Linked DNA regions of Mus musculus: region 1 is linked to region 2. The links are chromatin loops, found by intact Hi-C in ENCODE. Cell type or tissue: heart. All regions are shown on one strand. Each heading gives the region's core, and the rest is flanking DNA. Links, peaks and the distances in the headings are about the cores only.

What was found. Peaks named below come from ENCODE experiments on the same cell type or tissue, not always from the same donor. Only the 100,000 strongest peaks of a DNase experiment are listed, where the experiment ranks them.
Region 1: it touches region 2 in a loop (7-fold over the local background); 4 of 42 quality-filtered maps call a loop at or near these places.

Annotation. Positions count from the first base shown.
Region 1 is chr4:98,438,425-98,450,329 of GRCm38, reverse strand. It overlaps Patj (PATJ, crumbs cell polarity complex component), which reads right to left. Exons shown (of 44, transcript NM_172696.2): 13 at 9,188-9,276; 14 at 6,523-6,579. Among named protein-coding and RNA genes, the nearest start is that of Patj, 49 kb to the right of the region's middle. In heart, for the core only: a CTCF peak has its summit at 5,364 (motif pointing right); no DNase peak of the experiment used is centred there.
Region 2 is chr4:97,670,222-97,682,126 of GRCm38, reverse strand. It overlaps a transcript of Nfia not described here. Among named protein-coding and RNA genes, the nearest start is that of E130114P18Rik, 92 kb to the right of the region's middle. In heart, for the core only: a CTCF peak has its summit at 5,929; no DNase peak of the experiment used is centred there; H3K27ac peaks cover 358 bases.

The DNA.
Region 1 (11,905 bases), core at 3,479-7,478, 770 kb before region 2:
GCTGCTAATGCTCAAGCCTCTGCAAAGAGCCTCTAGCTCACAGGGAAGCCTTATCCATTACCAAAAGTGACACTTTGCATCCTTACGGTTGGCTATAGGGAGGACCCCATCCAAAGAAAGCCACGGGCTGGCAGCACTTGCTTATAGTCTTGAAACCCCATCCTCCTGATGGAACTGTGGGTAGGGTAAAAGCTGGACTTCAGATCACCACACCCTCCTTCAATCCTTCCATCGCTGAGTCCTGGTATCTTGGACAAAGTCCATGCCTACCACTCTGCACGTCTCACAAACCTCAGTTACCATTTCCCCATTGCTAAGTTTGACCCAGAAGGATGAAAAGCCTTTTATTGCTCCCCATGCTAGTCCTTTGCCATAGAGGGGGTTGCTAAGTTCCCAGCTGGCCACATTCTTCTTTTCAAGACCAAGTTCAGCCATTCCTTGTCTCCCTGTCTCCAAAGTGGCCTCTTCTAAATCAGCTTATGACATTGAGGAGAAAATAGAATAGAGGTCACTAGAGAGACTAAAAAACAGGTGACAAGTAAAGAAGGAAGTCCAATGTTTCACAGTGCTAGAGTAACTAAAGTATACAATATATTTTACACTCACAAACTATACACATTATACACTGTATACTTATACACCCCAGAAATAAAATTTGTATACATCAGTTGAAAAAAAATGCAACATGGAAGAGAAAAGAACTACTTTTTTGTTTTGTTTTTTGTTCAAAGATTTAATTGTTGATTTTTAAAGTGGACATGAGGGTAACTGAAGTAGGAAGACAGCATAGAGCTATATTTGAAAATTAGTATTGTAAGAAAACAAAAAAGATAACCACTTTTTCAAAGACAGGTGAATAAGATTACTTTTAAAAGCTGTACATATTATTTTCAATTTCCCTATCCATTGCTGCTTGTTGAGTCTTAGGATATAATTAAACTTTTTACACCTGAAAAATAAAAGTTTAACTAAACTATAAATGCCAGCATGGGAGCTGCAACTGGAAACTGACAGGTGACCAGCTCTGCACTGCCTGGCACATGCTTCCCGGGCTACGCAATACCTACTTGGCAATTAGAGGTCTACTGAACCCTCATGGGCTGGTCTTTCCCCCTCATTTGTTTATTTAACTAAGCATACAAAGTAATGGGTTTCATTATAGCACTGACTGACTTCCTTTTGGGGGTCTCCTATGTATCCAAGCTTCGCCTGGAACCTGAGGCAAACCTCTTGCCTCAGTCTCCCAGGGCTGCAACTCTCCCCAGCTTACCATGGTATTCATACATATGGCTCTATGCTGTCTTCCAACTTACGTTATCCTTCATATCTACTTTAAAAGTCAACAATTAAATCTTTGAAAGAATAAAAAACAAAACAAAACAAATAAAAACCACAAAGTAGTCTTGCCCAGTTCTGTCAACCCAATTTCTTCACTTAACAGTAGTTCTCTGGATCTATAAGAACTATCACATGATCTTGTGTCCCATATTCTGAGCTCCATGGGATCAGAGACCTATTCGTTTGTCCCCACAAATGTTACCACAGTTATATGGCAGACAGTGGGAATTCTACTGTAGATATTTCAGGAATGAGTGATGCATACCAAACTGCAGCCTGTCTGTGCTATTATCTAGCAATACAACTGTCATTCAACTTATATGGCTTCCCATAACCTCAGCTGTGAAATGGGTTTTGATTGGCTAACATCTTCTTTATATATTGTAAGGAGAAAAATGAAAAGGCACTGACTTATGATTTAAATGTGCAATTATAAGTGAGTATTTTGGTTTTGTTTGTTTTTGTTTTTGTTTTGTTTTTATTTCTGAAATAGAGTTTCTCTGTGTAGCCCTGACTATCCTGAAACTTGCTCTGTAGACCAGCATGGAACTAAGAGACTACATGCCTGTGTTTTACTGGGATTAAAGGTGTGCACCTCCTCTCCTAGTTTATAAGTGGATTTTTAAAAAGCTATGTTTGGGGCTGGAGTGAATGGCTTACTGGTTAGGAGAACCTGGTGCTCTTTCACAGGACCCAAGTTCAGTTCTCAGGACACACATCAGGTGGCTCATGACCACCTGTAACACCAGCTCCAAGAATCTAATCCCTCTTCTTGCTTCCACTTGTACACACACGCACGCGCGCGCGCACACACACACACACACACACACACACACACAAAATCTTAAAAGTCATGCTATTGACACATCTTTAATCCCAGGAGACAGGCATGCTGATCTCTGCGTTCAAGGTCAATCTACAGAGCAAGATCCAGGACAGCCAAGCTTAGGCAGTGAAGGAGTTGGAAAACAGAAAGCCAGTGACAATGTAATAGTACAAGGGGGTCATGTTCTAGTTCCTGCAAGCAGCAGAACTTGGCAGCTTTAGCCATGTGGATCTGGCTCTAGAGTTAAGAATGGAAGGAATTACTGGGAAAATTGATGCTGGCTAGCTGGAGCTAAAAAATTAGCAATGATTAAAAAGAGACCAGCATCACTGAGGTGAAATTTTCTGGGAATTGTTGTCTGGGAGCACAAAGAAGCTGTGTTCCAGAGATAGCCAAGGTTGTACCTCGTGCTGTAGCTGAACTTGGTAATGTTTAAGAGTCACCCAGATGGTACAGGTTTTGAAGGCATGAAGGTGTCATGAAGAACAGCTGAGGCTTGGCACTGTGAGAGGTCATGGATGGCCATTGGAGAAGGTGTAGCCTCAGCTGTAGTTGATAGCCCAGGACTGAAAGGGTAATGCAAAGGATTTGAGGCTTGGCATCATGAAAAGAGCCTATGAGAGGCTATTGGTGAAGCCTAGTTGGAGTGGAACACCCCATTGTATTAGAGATGTCAGTACCATGAGATGATCACCAAGAACAGCAGTCATAGTGGAGTGGATCAACCTGAACTTAGAGTACTACAGAGGGCAGAGCTGAAGAAGTGATGCCAGCCCTTAGGAGGGAGCCCAAAAGATCAAGTGGAATCCCAGACATTAAAAAAAGAAGCTGTAACATTGAAATTGCTTGGAGATTCAAAGATGTTAAAGATGCCAGAGCCATGGGATACATGGTGAGGAAAGCTGCTAACAGGGAGTGGAACCAGTCCAGGAGAAAGCAGTTTGTTGCAGTCAACAAAGAGGAAAAAGGAGTGGAGATCTGAAGACCGCTTTGGCATCAGCCATGGAGATGCAGAGTTTGGAATCTCCAGCTGGTTTCCTGTCTTGCTTTGGAGATTACAGTTAAGTGATTGGATGAATCTCAGAAGAGACCTTGAACTCTGGACTTTTAACATTGTTGCGACTGCTATAGACTATGAGGACTTTGAAAGTTGGACTAAATGCATTTTGCATTATGCTATGTTTAAGGATGACCCCCATAGACTCATGTGTTTGAACAAGTTTATGGGGGCCAGGGAGTGGAATGTGGTGGTTTGTATATTCTTGGACCAGGGAGTGGCACCATTTGAAGGTGTGGCACCATTTGGAGGTGTGACCTGGTTGGAATAGGTGTGTCACTGTGGGTGTGGGCTTAAGACCCTCATCCTAGTTGCCTGGAAGTCAGTCTTCCACTAGCAGCCTTTGGATGAAGTCGTAGAACTCTCAGCTCTGCCTTTGCCATCCCTGCCTGGATGCTGCCATGCTCCCACCTTGATGATAATGGACTGAACCTCTGAATCTGTAAGCCAGCCCCAATTAAATGTTGTTTTTTTAAAAGAAAAAAAAAAAGTTATGCTGTTTAGATCATAAGCCAGTAACTTAAAGAGAAATATCCTATGGAGTGTAATAACTTGAAAATCAGTATTAAAAAAATTGGAAATGTTAGGTGGAAAACTTAGACATCTTTTTGCCTCATACATAATAAGCAAACAAATAGGCATACTGGCTACAAATACACAAAGACACACAGGGAACAGAGAAATATCAAGAGACTAGTGCAATTCGAGGGAAAACTTTTTTCTCATTTCTTCCACTGAAAGGGCGCACTAATACAAAACAGTATCAAGTAAATAATTAAATGTCTTAAAAACAGAATATATGACGAGGAGCTTTTGAAAGATCATATTCTAAAAGTTCTGGGCACATAAACCTGTGACAGAAAACCACCTCTTATCACTGAGCTGTACTAATGCAGGCATATGCCAAATCTATGTACACTCCAGCTCCACCACCACCAAATCTTATTGTTCATATTACGTTGCAAGGAAAATTAGGCTGGTTATTTCACGTCCTAAATTGCCTCCCTAAAATGTCATCTTCTAAACCCAGAGCATGTGTGGATGAAACCTCAGTCACTCAGGAAGCACAAGCAGGAAAACAGAATTCCTCAGCAGCCTTAGCAACAGGGCAGGAACTCACCACAGTGACAACTCAGAGGTATAGGGGGTGAAGACTGTTAAATGTCCCCACCTTTACAAAGCCTTTCCTATCTAAAGTTACTAGGCATTTGTTTCTCTATCTACTTGCCTTGCCTAATAGGCTCAGGTCATGTTAAATGACTAACTTTTCTTGTTGTTCTTCCAGTAATATAACAATGTAAGGATCATTTTCTCGTTTGTTCTCATCTAGAACACATTGTATACCAGAGCACATGGCAGAGTGCATATCAGTATCTCACGAATGAACAGCTGAATGCATGGGCAGCATTTTAGAACATGGTTCTCAAGGTCTTTCCATCTTTTTATGTTATTGCCTGGATACAACTCTACTGCACAGAGGCTATGAGGGGAAGAAGGGAGAGGTGAGCTGGTAGCAGGGACCTAGGGAATGAGGGCATGATAATAGCATCTGCCTGCAGAATCACATTCTTTAAAATACACACAGGACATGCTTTGTGTCCCTCTCTGCTTGTAAGGGACTATTAGGATCCTGGCTTTATGCAGTTTGTCATGGGAACACCAAAAGGCAAGCTGTGTGATGTACTGAGCCTGGTGTGAGGCATGTTTTAAAGCCAAAGGTTCTCTAAAGATCTACAGCTATATGACAAAGGAGGTTTAAAACTAATTAGAAAAACTGTGAATAGTAACTACTGCACTTAGATGAACTATTACATGCTTTACCCCAGCTCTGAATAAAATATCTCCCAACATCTTTAGATGGATTTATTAATCAAAAACTGCTCTCAGAAAAATGACACTGTAAATAATTAACAACTGGCTATAAAGAGCAATGTTAATTTTACATTGTGAATCTGAGGAGAGCTTGGTCAGCCAGACATGGCCTCTACTAGGAATTGACTTAAAATGCAGCTAAGTTAGGAAGGAAAGAAATATTCTCCACTCTCAGCCTTGAGAATCCAACCCCATAAAACAATGACCAGCAAGACAGCTCAGCATATAAAGAAAGGGGCTTCCATAGAGGCCTAATGACAGGAGTCCAATCCTCGGCTCCCACAAGGTGGCAGGAGAGAACCAGATCTGGAAAGCTGTCCTCTAATCTCTGCACCATGATATAGGGCCTGATCATACACATACACACACACACACACCCCTAAAACAACAGCACATATGGCAAACAATTGTGGAGGCAAAATACCATACATACAAAGGAAGAAACAGTAAAACTACCTGAATTGATATTTAGCTTAAGAAAGCCACATGAGACAGATAACTCATTCTTTCAAAGACTTACTTTTATATGTGTGTGTGTGTGTGTGTGTGTGTGTGTATGCACGGGCACGCGTGTGTACCCATGGAGGCCACAGGAAGGCGAAGGTCCTCTAGAACTGAAGCTACAAACACCCAACCTGGATGTTGGGACTAGAACGCAGGTGTTCCGGAACAGCAGCACACGCTCCTACCCAGTGGTCCCACTCTCCAGCCCTGAGAGAACTCATTTTAAACACTGCCTCTGAATGGAGCGTCTTAGGTGGGCTCAGCGCTAGGGTCCATGGAGGAGTGCAGCAGTGTTTCTGAAACTCTGGGAAAAAAACATCCTTCCTTTTCTATTATTTATTGTGAAGGCCACTTAAAAGATTCTCTATTTTAATAAGTGAGGTTCTGGTTGTCTAGGATAAAACTACAAATTATTTTATAAAGAGAAGACAGAATCTGCCCAAATTACTAACTGCATGTTCTCCACAGCAATAGTGATTACATTCAGATAGATTGTAGTGATTACATTCAAATTGATTAAGTCAAGACCAACAAACTCAGGTCAACCATGTTTTCTGTCCCTGAATATCCAGACATTATGTTTTTCAAAGCCTAAAGCCCATCTCTGTTCCACACTGCAGAAAACCTTTCCCTAAAGTCTCCATACAACCCCTGAGGCGCTCACACACTCACCTGTCACCTTCATGGCTACTGTGCCAGAGTCAAACCTGGACTTTTGGCTTCCGGAAACAGCATAAGGATTCCATGTTCTTCCCAGCCTTATCTACCCACTTGTATCTGTTGTTACTGAGAGCCTTGCTCACTTCTGGAACGCGTGTATGATTCAGGTCTGAAGACTTTAGACCACGCCACTCAGCTTCTTCAGCAAGAACGTGAAGAAAGCTCAGCAACAATGAAGCAGAGCAGCACTTTCAGCCCAGCCTACCTTCGAGTATTTCTGTAGCTCCTCATCGTCTGCAATCTGAGCATCCAAAGTGGCTACCTAGAATTATAAGACGGTCATTTCCCGATTTGTATGCGTGTAATTTCATTTGCTCCTTCATATTCTGAAATTTATCAGCAAACCCAGCACACCGATGAGTAATCCGACAACCTCTACCCAGTATTTCTGAAATCCACAAGTAGCACGTAGCAACACATTTGTGTTTCTGTATTTGCTACACTAATCTCCTCATCCTACATCATCCACAAGTGAAACTGAATGTGATATGTTACTGGTGTCTTGTTCTCCTTCTACATGGGCTGTTATTTCACTAACAGATAGAGGTCAACAATGAAGTACTTTTCCTTGCATGGAATTTGTTTCCTTGGATTGTCTACCAATAAAACTCAGGGTCCTATTTAAACTCCTCACACACAATCATCTTTTGGTATTGAGGTGTTGCTCAAGCTTTCATAAAGGTATACTATGCACTGAAACCAGTTCTCACTTACTTATGACACTAGTACAAGAAAAATGGTTCATAAACATGTCTCAATATATGGTTTAGGAATGCTGATGTGAAACAAGTTTGTACCTGTTCAGTTATATTGAAAATTTTTCCCCAAATGTGTTTGAACCACAGTGAGAATATGGAATCCATAATCATGGACCAAACAGACATGATGATCTGTCTAACTATACCAACTATGATCCCTTAAATTTTAATAAAAATTTTATTCTTGTACTGCCAAGATAACTAAAGACAGGGCTGAAGAGATGACTCAGAAGTTAAAAGTATGTTTATTTTATTTTGTTTTGTTTTGTTTTTTACAGAGGACCTGAGTTTGATTTCCAGACCCCCATGGTAGCTCACAACCATCTGTAACTCTGGTTCAAAGGACTCTGACACTGCCTTCTGGCCTCGATGGGCACCAAGCACAGAAGTGGTTCATATATATACACACTCAGTCAGGGGTTTACACAGAAAACAAAATAAGTACTTTTAAAAATAGCTCAGCAGGGAAAACCTCTTGCTGCACAAGCCCAATGAGCTGAGTGTGATCTTTAAAACAAATGCAAAGGCAGAAGAGACTGGACTCCTGAAAGTTGTGCTCTGATCTCTCCATGTACACCCATACTCACACACACAATCATAATATACAGTATTAAAAGTTTTACCTCTGACAAACTAGGAGCATCGCCATTTTAAAATTTCAAGCTAAGGTCTTAACTCCTGTAAGTCAGTTATGGAGGAAATGGTAGCAGGCGGATCATGAGGAGTTCAAGGCTAGCCTCAGCTACAGAGTTTTAGGCTAACCTATACAAGACCCTCTCTCAAATCACTACCCTCTCCTCCACAAAAAAACAAACAGATCGGCAGTAGTCTAAAGGAAAGCACAGTAAGGAACAGTGGGATGTGTGTGTTCATTCACTCACTTGCCTTTCGGAGCCTCTCTTTATATCCCTACCACTTTAAGGGAATCACTGTATATATCCAACTTAAAGTCTCTCTCCCATTTAGCCTCCACTTCACCATGAGGCACAAGAGTTCATGTCTGTAATTCCACAACTGGAAGTGAAAGAAGATTACAAGTTCCAGGTCATCCTTAGCTACACAGCAAGTTTGAAGCCAGCTTAGGCTACATGAGACCCAGTATCAAAAAAGCAAAAATAAAAAACCCCGTGAGATACTGGTGAACCACGTATTCTCTGAACATATACCACTGAAGGTAGAGAACACATGAGTGTCTAGGTAACAGCCTAGTGACAGTGTTCTATGAACTGGAGACCCCGCAGCTACAAGAACTAACATACCAGCCCAGAATGAGCAAGAAAACAACCATGTGACTTAATTACCTAAAGCTTCTCTAATGACAGTGCCAGACATCCAAAATCAGAAATAAAGTGTCTGGCATTGATGACAACCCAATACTAATGATGATATACCTAAGGGTTATGTGTCACAGCTGCATACCAAGACTACCAAGACGTTGCCTCAAAAAAGAAAATATGAAAGACAGCAGATATTTATTGGCATGTTTGATGAACACCGATGAGATTTTTCTAACACGGTTTTCTGCTTTCAAGTGGATTCATTGGGGACGTGTAGCCAATCCTTTACTGGCCGAATGTAATAACAGGTGAGAGGAAGCCTAACGGCCTGCTGGCAGAGTAACCTCATGCCTCACCTAAACTACTTCCTGTTCTTCTAAATACACTTGATAATCATTCTTTCATTTTTCCCATAAAACTGTAAGATTCTTTGTGAAACATAGGACTAATATCCACAGCCCTTTCCGTGTACAATAAAACAAACAGATCATAAAAGCAATCATAAAGATGCCAGCCATTTTAAGCAGTTGATTCAGGTTATAAATTTACAGGCAAGCTCTCACCCTCCTAATGTACTTCTGCCTCTTGTTGACTTAAATGGCTTCAACATGAACTGAGTGTCTGATAATTGTAACTGAAGTTTGTGTACAGTCCTTAATTGTTCTTATAGCTTAAAACGCTTTAAACATTGATTGATTGCTCTAATCGGAAAGAAAGACAGGAAGAAAACAATAAAGGCAGTCTGTGTCTGCTTTGACTCTCATATTTTAAATTATAGTGTTAGGATAATAGCATGAAATGAAACTTTCTATTAAAATGTTTTTTTAAGACATACCATTACTTCATAATCTGGGCCCAGTAGGTTTTCCCATCTGGATTTCAGCTCATTTTCTGGAGAGCCTGGAACTTTCTCTGGATATACATCTATAAGAAAAAGAATGTCGAAGCTACTGTGAGCCAAACATACTCAATAAATTCTTCAATAATAGCTCTGCTTCGGTAGGTAAAGGGGAAATGAGGTAAGAGGAAAATGTATTCATTTAAATCTACCTAGGAATGTAAATCCCAGTGGCTTGCGAGACTAATAGAAAATGTAGAGCCACTGTGGTTAAACTGTAAAGGGGCTCTTGTTCAGGAGGCTTTGAAGGGAGGAGGAAGCGATGAATTACAAGTGAAATCTGAATCTATACTTTCTATGTAGACCTCGCTTAGTTTTATTTGTAGATCTTGCACAGATTTGATTTAAGTGCTAATCTTTTCAGAGCAGTGCCATTCCGACTCTCCAAGGGGACTGTAAGTGTGTACTGAGTTATCACTGTAATCAACAAGACTCAGGGAAACAGTACAGCCAGGCTCCCACATGCCAGGACAGACGGACGGATGGAGAGGCTGGCCAGCTAAAACCTGAGGTTTATCAGATAGAAGCTTTGGTTTTACACCAGCCTTTTGTTACTGCTTAATTACTAGGATATTTGTATCTTTACAGTGCTCCTGACTTAATGATGCCATTGTTGTCCAGGTGAGATCATTTTAAAGGTTAAGACGGATTTGAAGTGCCAGGTCTCTTCTCCATATAATCTTCCCCAGACTTTCAGAGCAGCAAGCAGTCTGAAGAATACCTGACAGAGAAAAGTCTAGGTACTAAAACTATCACTGCACCTACATCCACACCAATAGCAGAGGATGAAAAGGTCCCAGGTTGTTTTAAGTTTCTCATTTCTGCTGTAAGACTGGACGTGTCTGAGAACACGCATCCCAAGTGACATAACCATCTGCCTCCCGTCAAAGGTAACAGGCAGGCTCAGCCCTTTCAGCTTCAGAGCGGCTCCCTCTGGCTGCACAGCATGCTTAATTACATACTACCAATCATTAAGTTAAATAGGCTAACTTCAGAATCAGAGACTAAGACTAATGCACGCTAAAGAACTTAAGTTACTCCATTTACAAAAGAGCCCCCAGGAAATAACTATGTTTAACTGATATGCTAGATTACATTTGGGGGCAGCTAATCAAAGATCTTATAGAAACAAGTACCAAAATCATTTGGGTGGCATCGCTCCTTGTGAACATTTCCTTATGGAAGTCTGAGTTCTTACCAGTCTCCTACTTTGTTTTTGATTTCTCAGTATTTGAGGTGAGGGAGCCTGGGGAGGGGGAGGGGTGATGTCCTACAAGCCGCAGCACACCTGTGGCTGTCAGAGGACAACTTCTGTGGGGCTGGTTTTCTTTCTCCTTCCACCTTCCAGGGCTTCTGGGAGTTAACCTTGGGTTTCAGGCTCACGGCAAGTAGCTTTCTCCACTACACAATCTTTCCAGCCCCTTTACCAAAATCTTTAAAAGATTCAACAGTTTGCCTGTTCGGTTTCTCCCAGGTGTAGTTTCATATCTGTTTAATGACTCTGAACAAAATCTGCAACGTATTGAGGAACTCTATGCTTACAAATATAGCAGTCAGAGGCAGAAGGGCAGGAGGGTTACTGAAGTGAAGAAACTGCCATCTCACCAGCTCCCTTGAGGCTGGTTGTACCTTCAGGCACACAATGAAAGCACAGACAGCTCAAAGGCCAGAGGAAGGAGGCTAATCTACTTGCAGCAACTCAAAAAACAAAAAACAAAACAAAAAAGGCATAGAAGGCTATAACAAGACTATGCTCACCATGCACGTAAGACAGAACCTGACTAACAGCACAACAACCAGGAGAGGCGGGCGCACTTGCAAACTGAAATTATACACATGCATGGAAAAAGGCAGGGAAGTTCATTTTAAGAACATGAGTACAATTCTGTGACCACGTGATGGTGTACATGTTTAATCCCAGCATTTAGAAGGCAGCATCAGCAGGCAGATCTCTTTGAAATTGAAGCCAGCCTGGTCTGCACAGCAAGTTTCAGGGCTCCAGGGCTACACTGTGAGATCGCACTCGAGGGGGATGGGGGTAAGCATGGCTACAGCATATGGGAAGCTGACAAGTGGAGACAGGAGTGCTGTGAGTTCTAGGCTATCCTGAGCTATATAGTAATGTGTGTTCTCAAAAACAAACTATACAATGGCAACGGTAATGAGATAAAATACTTCTAAGACTATTTCTAATTTCAAGATGATTTGATTTTTCACCTAGCAATCCTTTGATATTTATCTGAGCTCAACTAAATTAAAAGAGTAACAATTAATTGCACTCTAGTGGATCCGAAGGGGCGGGGGAGCTCCTAAACCTGATCTTTAGTGAGAGAATAATACCTTCCTTCTGCCTACCGTTCTTAACATAACAAAGGGCAAAAGCCAGCTTCTCAGGAAACGAGTGTATTCAATATTTTAAGAAGTTTCTCTTAGCTGAGGGCTTCTGTAGAAGGAACCAAGCTATAACTCTGATTGCAGAAGGGAGTCCCGTGACAACTGAAGTGTCAAGGTATAGTATCAAAGGTGAAGTTTGGAAACAATTCAAAAATAGATATAAAACAGCCTAGCAGTTTGATGCAATTTATGGAAAATTCATGTTATTAACTTTCATGAAGAGGAAACACACAGAGAGATAGATAGATGATATAGATGATA
Region 2 (11,905 bases), core at 3,900-7,899:
GTTAAGGCAATGTACCCTAAAAGAAAGATGTAATGGTGCTCCAAAATTAAATTAAATTTATTCTTCTATGATCTAAAAAAACACAAAAGAAATGTTGCCTGATGAATTAATGGTGTCATGAGGGGTGGTGAAGGCTTTATGGATGATGAGAGCAAAAGGAGATATTTGGAAGCTGAGAAGTAGGGTCTCTAGGTCCCACTGCTGCTGAAGCCTTGTAAGATGAAGATGATTTATGTTAGGGAACTAAGAAGAGCAAACTTCAGTTTCCATGCTCAGAAAACCTATCCCCCCAAATGTGGCAAGATTTGGAATCTCATGACATCTGGCACTTAGTGAGGAGCCTCATTTCCAAGGACCCTGTCTTAAATTTGCAATTGAAATTCCTAAGGGGGTGGTCCTTTTTGCTGGACCTTGTTATCTCTTTCCAATAATGGTGTTTAGTGTTGTTTCTAATGGGTAATGTCATGTGTATGCTGAGCATAAATTTTCTATGCTGTGGTCATAATGTGAAACTGCGTCTTAATTATCATCTTCCACACATTAATAGAAAATGTGGCTAGCAGCTCTGATTTAAAAAATCTTATGTCTCACAGGAGGAACTTTATAGAACCCAAACCAAGCCTTTGGTGTATTTGCTTATTGTTTGAAATTTCCTGATGAAACATATATCCATCCATCCATCCATCCATCCATCCACCTATCCACCCTTTAGTCCATAATCCTTTTTTGAAATTTCACATCCTTTATGTAACTGTCAGAGGTAATGTGGATTGGTTACTAAAGCTGGGATGGGAGACCAGGGAAGGAAAGTCATGCTGGAGGAATAGAAGGTGAATGAATAAAGGGAATGAGAATTAGTTAAGTTGGAAGTTCAAAGGAAGAAGGGAGGACTAGCCTAGTAAAAGGAGTAATGATAGGCACTGTCCAGGTACCACACAGATGCAGTATACAGTCATGAGTACCTATGGTGAGACTGAACCATGTACAGCTGAGTGGTTTCCTTATGACAGGGCACTAAAAGGGATCTTACGAAGTGAGCTTTGATGCGTGACTACTACAGTGAAAGTCTAGAAACCTGGAGACTATTAGGAATTATGCAGAGTGGACATTAATAAGTAATTGATGTAGATGGAAAGGGCCAGGGACTGCACTGATTGCCGTATATGTGCCAGAGGCATGATGTCCAAGTCCAGTCTGGTATTCTACGTTCTGTGGAGGGAGAACCAACTTAGAGATAGCAATTCAGGAATGGAATCCGAGAGCAGAAAAGCAAATGAATGCAAGCAGCTTTGGGGGACTGAAAACACCTGTGGTCTTTCTCCTGGACCAGAGCACAAGAGAGGCTTTCCATTTCACAGGTGGCTTCCGAGGTTAGGATCTCCTCCCTTTCCCCAGATGATGTTGGAGACTGAGCTTCATCATGTAGTCTATGGCTATTGGGAGTCACTTCTGAAGCAAAGATACCCCCCAAAAAAGTGGCCACCAAGGGCTCATTCACCGCTCAGCTTTAGAGCAATTTTAACCAACTTTCCAGATTCATCTAAAACCTTTTATCCTTTGGTCAGTCTGCTCACACTGCAGCTTGGCTCTGAATTAGAATTTACTGTAAACAACAGAATCAATGATTAATTGTACATGTCCCTGTGAAAGATATTCTGTTGTCAGATAGTTTACCAAGTCTTAGAATTTGTCTCTGCACCTGTATACTTTGCTACTTCACCGACAGGCACCTTTAGGGCAGAGATGTTACCATTCTATACTGTAAATACTTCTACCTAGTACCAAGTGGACACATAGTAAAAGTTCATCACATTGTTTTCTTTCATTATATGTAAGAAGTCTTGCAAAAATTTCTGAACTAGAAAACTTGACAAAAACTTAAGTTAGTTTGAAGAGGTGCTTTTATTTATCACTTATGGCAGAATACAAAAATATTATTATGCAACCAACAATTTAACATAACTCTCATCAAGAGACAGGATCCATTTCCCTTGGATTTGTGTTTACTTTGTGATTTTTTTGGATCATTTGAATATTGGAGGATTGAGATACAACTCAGGTCTGGAGAGTCTAACGAAAGACCAGGCCAATTGTGAGCCCATAGAAATTTGAACCTAAAGAATGGTTATTATAAAATAACAAAGTTTTGGCATAACTTGCTAGGTAACAAATACTAATGGATATATGGGAATATGCCATGCCTTAGGTATCACACAAGCCCATGAGATTCTACTTTGTGAACAGGAAACAAGGGGTCAGAGGAAAAGTGATGAGGGATTGCACTTTAAGACTTTATGAGCTGTCATAGTAAGCATCATTCAGCAAATGTCACATTAGGAGGTGTGCATCTTAGCAGGCTCTGGGGTGTCAGATGGAGGACCAAGAGGTGTGTCCTGGAAGATGTCAGGAAAAGTTCAGAATGTGAGTTCCCCACAGCGGGCTCTAGGTTCCCTGAGCTCAGGGTGAAATGAGGTACAATGGACATTTGTGAGGAAGGAAAGCTAACGGTAGTGAACATGGTTTCACTAGGCACTTCTTATGAGCCAGAAGCTGGCTTAGGCCTCTAACCCTCACAAAATTCCCAGGTCATTGTGGAAGGAGTTAAGTAAAATACAAAGCATGTAAGTGGTGGGTCTGACTACAAGAGTTACAGTTACATAAATGTCTCATATGTTATAGCGTCTGACCTGTCACACCATTTTCTACCCCTCTACAGACTGTCCGGGTACTTTATTGGCACTGAAGGTGGAGTTGGGTGGAAGCTTTGCAACAGACATCTGTGGTGACAAGATGAGATGTGGCCCCTGAACACCAGAGCAGGGCAGTGGATTCTCCAGCTTGATAAGATCAGGAGGGTGTCTATGCAACCTGCTTTGTGAGAAAATTACTTGGCTTATCAAGAATTCTACAAACTGCTTTTGTAGAAGGCAGCAAAAAAACCTTGACAGTGGACAGAGCCCCTCGAGAGATAGTGTCATCTGGGAAAATAAACTCAGGATGGTCCCTTCAGTTTTCCCAGTCATATATACACTGTTTTCGCTGCACTCGTGGAGTAGGATTTCCAGGAGAGTGTGTAGCATTTCCAGTTTATAAACCAAGAAGGTCAAGACTAAGAAGTTAACGGTCAAGCTTTGTGTTACAAAGTTATTCTGTGCTGAAATGGACTGAGCCATCTGTTTTACTGCTACCTCCATATTCTTGAACTAGTCATAGAAATCAACTGTGTGGACACAAGAGCACAAGGCATAAAGATGAGGTTAGCCAGGACTCTTGTTCACAGTACTAAGGTATGTGTACACAGTACTTATGGGAGTTACTCTGAATGCTTAGAGCAGTCCAATTCGTTCTCGTAAAACCCAAGCGAGGAGGCATGCACTGAGCATTTTCGTGTTCTGCATGAGAAGGAAGAGGGATACAGAACTTATATAGAGCTGGAGTTTGAATATAATCAGGGCCTTAGCACAATAGTGTGCAGTCTATGTGCTCTGGGCAGTAACACCTCTGTGCCGGGGAGAGAAATGAGGTGATAAATAATGAGGGAAACTCTTGCTGCCTTATGTATTTAAAGTGGTCTGACCTTGAGCATGCTAATTAATTTTTCTGCATCAGTTTTTTATCTGTTAAATGGGAGTTTTGATGCCACCTGCTTCATAGTTAAAGGGATGTTGTTGTGAGACTTAATTGGCTGTGTGTTTGCAGGTGTGCTGCTTCAAACAATCCCTCCTCCTACGTTTAGTATGATTTGAGTGTTTGTTATGATCCTATTCTAAGGGGCCAGCATGGGCAAATCTGCAGGTGTGTTGCACACGCAAGTGCTAAGGGTCCTCAGAAGAGAGAGGACTTATTTTCAGTAGGGAGGATTAGGCTGGCGTCAAGTGAGGCCACAAGAAGATGTAAACTGAGACTCAGAGGACAGTGGTGTCACAAATGGAGGCACAAGGAACTTCAGCATCAGTGTAATCTCATGACTTTGTTCCCCAGAGGCGATCTCAGCTCATACGCACAGGCAGTCTCTTCATGTTTGTCCACTTGGGTAAAGGCTTTAACTATAAGCCAAACCTCCTCACTTCTCTGCCTGCTCTCGTCACGACCTGCTTCTCAGCAGTGCCTGCCTGACATCGTTTAAAACCAGCTACAACCAGAGACTATACTTTCTTAAGCCCCTGTTCGTCTGCTCATGGGGCACTCCCTCCAGCCTCGGTGGCTCTTCCCTGCCATCCTTTTGGGAATGATGTAACTGAGCAACACACTTCACAATGATGGCAGTCTCTATAGAGATTAGGGACTTGCCAATCTATAGGCTGCCTCCTATTGACTTGGAGCATGTCGGGGGTCTCACAAAACATTAATCCACACAGAAAGCCTGTGAAGTCAGTTCTGTTATTCTCCTCCACATGTAAATGGTTGGAGCCTGTGTTGGAGCTGTCTTAGATCCAGTAGGTTTGTAAGATGCCATGGTAGAGACAGGATCTCAACAATGCTTTATGAGTTTGCAAAGCCCAGAGACAGGTTATTTGATGTCTGGCAGTACCTGTCTAGACCATAGGCAGGGAAACTAAGAAAAGCTCTATTGGGTCTGTGGCAACAATATCCTGACTGGATAGCGATGTTCATCTTAGAGAGAGACTGGCTTCTGTCACCAATTTCCTCTCTGGAGAGCCAGGATCCATCTTGGTACTATCAGGGGAGGATTCAGTTCCCACAGAGGGGAGCAAGATCATTTTGGTGTGCTTTGGCCATTTATCTGTCATCTGTTTGTCCCTCAACCTTCTCTCCAGCTCTCATACCATCCAGAAATCTTTACTGGGATGTACTCTTTGTAATGGAGCATGATAAGTAGATTCATATGTTGCTTGACCCCAAGGATCTTGTGGGATCTTCCCGAGGAACACTGGGGTGGTACTGGAGTAAGGATGGATGCTGAAATGGTTTCTACAGAGATGGCGACTAAGGGAGATAGTTCAGAGAAACTGAGGCAGATGGCTCTGTCTGCTGCTTCTGTGCCTGCAGATGAGTGTCCTGGCTAGCCAGCTGCCCGCTGGCTCTGTCTGTCTCTTTGTGTGCTAATCAGTGGACCCATAGATGTTCCTCTTCCACAGGCAGCTTTCGACCTAGAGGTTGTGTCACGGTGTTGCCTGCCAATGGAGGTCACTTGGCCTGCTGAGATGCGCTGAGCCTACACACAGGACCTCATCTGCATGGGGAAGGTCAAATGAGGTTGAGCCCACTTCTCTCTCTCTCTCTCTCTCTCTCTCTCTCTCTCTCTCTCTCTCTCTCTCTCTCTCTCAAAGCCTTTTCTGCACAGGAACTGTCTCCTAGGGTGAGGAACAGAACAGCTTTGTGCTCTCCTTTGAGTGCTCACTGCAGGGAAAGCCCAGCCACAAGCTACAAAGTCGTCCAAGTTCAACCCCCAGACACAGTGTGCTGTGCTCAGAAATCACAAGGGAGGTAGGAAGGCTCAGAAGAAAATGCAGACAGGGGACCTTGAGGAGATGGGAGGGCAGTGAGCCGATTTTTCATGTCAGATTTTAAAGATCTTGTCAGAGTCTTCCTGTTTTTACATATAGAATTGGTAAGGTCCGTGTTTCACTCCTGCATTTTCTTTGAAATTTATCTTTGCTTCCCATCTAGCATGTATGTTGGGAAGAGGGACAAGGGTGTGTGTGTGTGTGTGTGTGTGTGTGTGTGTGTGTGTGTGTGTGTGTCAGAGCTGTTCTCTCCTTCTGGGGTTCATCTGCTTTTGAGAGCTGCTTGCTCTTCGCTGGCCACAGAAGAGTACCTGACATTCAGGCTACTGCCTTGAATATAATTGAATTGCTGGGATGTGCTAAACATTGCAGGGCTTTAAGCTGAAGATAATTTAATGATGTGGCCTTTAGGATTGTTAATTAGTACTGTCTGTATGAGCATGTAACAATAACACCACCTACTGTAAAGTGAATGTTCTACACTCAGAACACTCATTTCTTTAGGGCTTCCTGCAGAGACGTGTGCTCATTAACTCCTTTGATGACAAAGGCTTTTCCCCTTTTTGAGGGGTTCTGCAAGCTTTGGATTCTCACGGTCGGTCTCTAATCTCTCATTCTTCTGCGTAAAGCCATGACGCAGCTGGTGTGGGCAGGGGCATAGAGAACGGACACTCAGACCTATGCTAACCGTGACTTGATTGATCCTTCTCTGCTGGGCTGCCGGGACACTGTCGCTCTGGAGAACAGAGAGCAGAGAGGCTTAGGAGACGATGTGGAGAGAGTTAAGAGAGAATGCAGAGAAACTGGAATCCCGCGCTGTGTTAGTGTGAATGCAAACAGTGTGAAGGTACCTTGAAAGTTAAAAGCAGAACTGCCACGGGATCCAACACTTTCGGCCATTTATCCTAGAGGTTTGAAATCAGGATATCAGAGAGATATTAACCCTCCTTAGTTTACTACAGCCATATTCAAAGTGAGGAGGATGCAGAAATATCATGTCCCCCGAAAGACAAGTGGAAAAGAAGAGATTCGTATTCATGCAATGGGATGCTGTTTAGCCTTTAAAAGAAGGCTGTGAACCCTGAAAGCATTATGTTAAGTGAAATATATGTGATAAAGTGAGAAAGATTGCACAGTTCCACTCTTACAATATCTCAACATCAAATTCTTGTAATAAAACAGGAGATTGGTAGTTGCCACAAACAGTCTAGGAACCAAGCAAATGTCCGGTTGACAGTTCAATAGCATCAGTGTTCAGCTCATCAGGTGAGTGAGTTCTAGAGGTCGGCTATTCAACACTGTACCTATGCTCACTATATCTGACAATCCAAATGTGCCAATCTAGGGTAGGTCCCATGTCGAAGGTTCTCAGGGAAGGTGAGTGGGATTGCTCAGTGGTAGAGCACTAGCTCAGCCTGTAGGAGGCACTGGAACATTCACACACACATACATATATGTATGAATGAACATATAATGATATGTACAAATATATACAGAAATGAGCACATCCATGTATTCACATGCAAGATTAGAGAGGGAGAGAGGGGGAGAGAGAGGGGGAGGGAGAGGGGGAGGGAGAGGGGGCAGGGAGAGAGGGAGAGGGGGCAGGGAGAGAGGGAGAGGGAGAAGAGGAGGGGGAGGGGGAGGGGGAGGGAGAGGGAGAGGGAGAGATCTGGCCACTGAAGTCAAGGTGTTACTTGCACTTTCTTACCCCATTGGAGGAAATGGTCCATGAATGGCTGCTCAGTGAGCTCAGAGGTTCAGGTGAATTGTCAGCTTAGAGGAAGCCTCCATGTTAATTTGGGGAAGTGGAAGCTGTAGGTGGGAAGGAAGTGCTCACTCTGTTTTCCCATTTGTTATAACAGGCAAGGGCTCTTCCAACCACATACCCTTCTCTTCACTAACAAGTATATATTTCCAAAGCTGCTTATATTCTTCAGTGAGAAAAATGCCAGCTATATTTAAATACTTGGATATTAGACTATGTCCTGTTCTGTGTTCAGCCAAATCTTCCCATGACCATGCTATAGGCCCTGGTATGGCCCTGAAGATCCTACTGTCAATGCCTCAGCTTCCGCCACCTTCCTCTCTGGGTTTGCTTCTGTCTCACCCTTACAATTTCATCCGGCCTCTAGTCTGGAGACTAGACACCAGACGTAGTTTTGCAGACTGATGGAGAACATTACTGGCTGACTGTGGCCATCCTCTGTCAAAGCCAGAGGAGGCCTTGAAATACTTTTCAGTGCAGAGCCTGTTGATTGAGCTGGAACTGAGAGCCACTCACTATTCCAGTGCCAGCTTCTTGGCCCATTTTTCCCCTAACCTGTCAACTGAGCTTTGTCATGTCCCTGACCTGCCACCTCCCTGCATTTGCACAGCTGTGTCTGCCTGGTGCTGTCTGCTGTCCACGCTTACGCCTTGACCCACTGAGCTTTCTGCATGCCTTGCTTGTGCACCTTTGCTGCAGCCTGCCTCTGGCTCCCTCTTAATTATGTCATTTGCTCTCCCCCACAACAGCCCTCTAGAGCTTCCTGCCTTTACAGCCCCTCCCCTCCTTCCTGTCCTTCCCCAAGGACTGCAGCCTTCCCTCCTGTTTCCCTTTGGTCTCTCCCACCTTACTTCCTGTTCTCACATGTGCCTGAGTGCCCCCATAGCTATCTTTGACTTCTGTCCTTGTCATTATTTTCTCAACTGTTGCACCCCCCTCCCCGCACTTCCCCCGTTCTCCCCTGCAATGATAACTTCTCAACAGTCAGCAAACGTCATTTCCTTGGCAGTGGCTTCCAGAGTGAACTCAGTGCAAGCAGAGTTGTGTTCTCTGCGTATCTTCTACAAGCCCCTTATCCTGTTAATTGATGTTGATCTAGTCTGATTTTTATCCCAGATCATAGCAGTGTCTAGACTGTACATAGGATTAGTTTATTTATTTCACAAATGAACAGGTGTATTGGGAAGTTGAGGTAGGAACTAGATTTTGTTCATCTCCCAGGAGCCATACATCCACTGTCTTCCTGTTAAAGGTCTGGATGTGACTTCTTTCTCCCTATCTGTAATTGTCATTTTCTATCATGGTTTTACTTATCTCCATGTGTCTTGCCATTGCTATCACACTGATGCTTCCTCTGAACAGCTGTCTGCATCCATATCTATGGTTTCTCCAAACACCGAACATCATAAGTCTCACATGTTGCCTTATTAAGATGTAGCAATGTTGAAAAGTTGTAAGCTGCCTTTAAACCACTTCGTTCAGAATAAGCTGTTTATCTTAAGTCAACTAACCTGAACTTAATCTTTTGTCGCAGTCACCCCCGGATATCTATTGATGTGCATGAAATTTTGCTGGATTGTAAAATTTATAAAACAAGGTTAGTGCCAATCTTACCTAGTATTATTTCCAGCAAGATGACCGACAAGGATGGACATAAACACAGACATGTTGATGGGATAAATACAGCCTCTATTCTGCCTTTAGGAAGCAGCTGAACCCAACTGTCTAGGAAAGATTCTCATATAACTCTCACTTTAAGTTTCTCAAAGTAGAAAAAAAAATATTTTCTCTGAAATTGTTTAAGCAGTCACAAGGTGTGTGGGATCATAAGGACAGACACAGGACCTTCCCTCAACCATTCAGTGAATAAGTTGTGTCCAATTTTGTCCAGAGCTAGACTTAAAATGATAATGGTGATGATGATGATGATGATGGTAATAATAATAATAATAATAATAATAATAATAATAATAATAATAATGGTCTCTAACACAGTGTCTGGGTTTTCCAAATCCCTAGCTCAGACTGACAACATAGTACTCCTGTGAACACATTTTTTTAACTAGGTGGCATCTGGTGCCTCTCAATAGAAATGTGTTCCTGCATGGGAGAGTGGTCCTTCTGTGGTGACTGAATGGGCACTGCCTGTCAGATCAATTATGCACGAAACTCGTCTTCTCTAAGGTTCCCTCACATTTTTTTTCTCTTGAGAATTCACCTTGCACTCAACCTTCTGTCTCTAGGAGTCAGGCCTGCAGACAGTTGCCTGCCCCCAGCTGTTTCCCGCTGGAGAGTATGGCCAAGGAGACACCTCCCTGCTGGGTTTGTATTACCCGTGTGATGAGTCTTCTCTGTTTCCAGGCTGGACATTTAAACGTGGTAGTAGTGGGAAGCCTTTCTCTTATTTCACTGATATACCATTAGGACACCTTGCTCCTTAGCTGCTTTGACATATGTGCAATAGAGCCTACTGTGGGTCAGCATATTCCTAGTCTGTCTCAGTTTGTGCTTTTTTTCCTGAGGCCACTGCTTCTTTGACCACAGAGAACAGGGCAATGATCATAAAGTCAGAAAAACAAATAGAGAGCTTTCTGTAGGTGGGGTTTCCTGTGAATGCTGACCAGGTTGCTGCATAGCTTCCTAGAAACCATTATTGATAAACCATCATAAAATCCTCTCTTTGGGCTCTACGGGGTGATGCACGGCATTCTGTTACTGAGGTCAAGTTCTTATGGTCTAACTGGCAGAGCCAGAGTATAATGAGAGCAGCTGGTAGGGACGCCATCTGGGGTACCCAGGAAGCATAGCTCTTGTTCATTTGCAAAAGTGCAAGGTGATAAGAGGCCAGTCTGCTCTCAAAATACATTTAGGAGATGGTATCTCCTTCCATCTCTCCATCACAGCTGAGGCAGCCAGCAATGTTGTTGCAGCCTGGCTTCTCTGTGGCCATTCCCATCAACCGTAAACCTTCTCTTCTCCCAATGAATAGCAGCCATAACTACATTTAAAAAATACAACTCATGGAAAATGCTTAAAGCCCCTAGATAGCCTGGCTTGTATGGCCTTAGTGGAAGAGGATGAGCTTAGTCCTGCTGCAACTTGATGTGCCAGGATGGATTGGTACCCATGGGAGGCTTGCCTTCTCTGAGGAGAAGGAGAGGGGATAGCATGGGAGGTTGTGAGGTGGGACTGGGAGAAGAGGAGGGGGAGCAATCAGGATGTAAAGTGAATAAATAAAAATAAAATAATAAAAAATAGAAAAAAAATAAAGAGCTTTGGGTCCCCATTTCTGCTGCCCCTACAAGCATGGCAGTTCTATATAACAGTCCTTCTTACTCACCATTGTGCACAAGTCCAACCACTAAGCCTCCACTGAGTCATCTCTACAGTGGATATAATGACAGAAGGGTCAACTCCTAAGCTGGGTGAGAAACCTAAGTGACATAGTATATGGTTGGCACAGGCACACAGCAATTGCTAAAGAAAACCAACGCTGCCAGCTTATGCAGCAGCGAGTGGATTCATACCAAAGCCTCCAGAGGAAAAAAAATACATACCCACAAATCCTACTTCTAAGAGAAACATCGTTAAAATCCAGGTCTGGTGCCAGGTGGTTAGGAGTCCTCATGAGAAGGCCCCTTCCTTGAGATATAGCGATAATTGTACGCCCCTTGTCAGTTTGAGCTGATGTAGTTAAGATGTAGTCCCTAGAGAAAGGCCCAAGTAGGCAAAGTGCCTGGCCTCAGTATGCTCAGCTCTCTGGCATGGCCTCTGGCTTCCAGGATGGGTTATGGGGTTTAAAGAGTGGGAAGGAAGAAGAGGCTAAGTATACATTCTGGCAATCGGTAAAAATTCACTTCTAAGGCTTTGGTAAGCCCAGGCCCAGGGCTGTCTCTTAACTTTTCTTTGGTTACTTTCCCGTTTGGTTGGCAGGCTCCAGGCTGAGGCCACGCTATGGCCCCTTGATGGTGGGGCAGGGGGCTTTATTTCACCTCTAATGGAAAGCATTTGTGTCTAGTAAATCTTTCCTTTCCTCTTATTAAAATACTGATGCTGGTTATTGAGGTCTGTTCCAAGCTAGGTGAGAATCAATAAGGTGATCCACTTAATCATTTCAGCAATCAACAAGCTATTTTCTTACTTTGCACTCTAGCCAAGGCCCATAGAAATCCAAAGGCTTATCAGGTCCTCATAACCCACAGAAACCCATGGAAACCTCCTCTTCATTTCCCCTCTTCCTGTGCACCTCAGGGAGCCCCAAGTCCTCTGAAAAGCCCTTCTGTCTGCTTGGCCTTAGGACTGTGCTTGGCAAAATGGTGAACAACCCTAGGTTTCTGGAAAGTTCTTTATGCAAGGAAAGGATAGTTTTTTTTTTTTTTCATGGCTATGGGCAGTCAATACTTGATTATAAATGCTTTTGTCTCAGCTATTGAGTCTGAACATTCTATGCACCTGCCTGGGATAGAATTACCCTGACCATACAAACTTAAGGCTCTGCAACATCAACATTCAAATTGTAACTAGTGTGGTTTGTTCAAAAGAAATTATAAAACAAGTTAGAAGAATTAAAAGGTTCCCAGTACAATGAAGTGAAAAATGTGTAATCAGACAGAAGTACTAATTGTTCTAATTTGGCTTTCCATATTATGTATGCATTGGGTTATCTCAG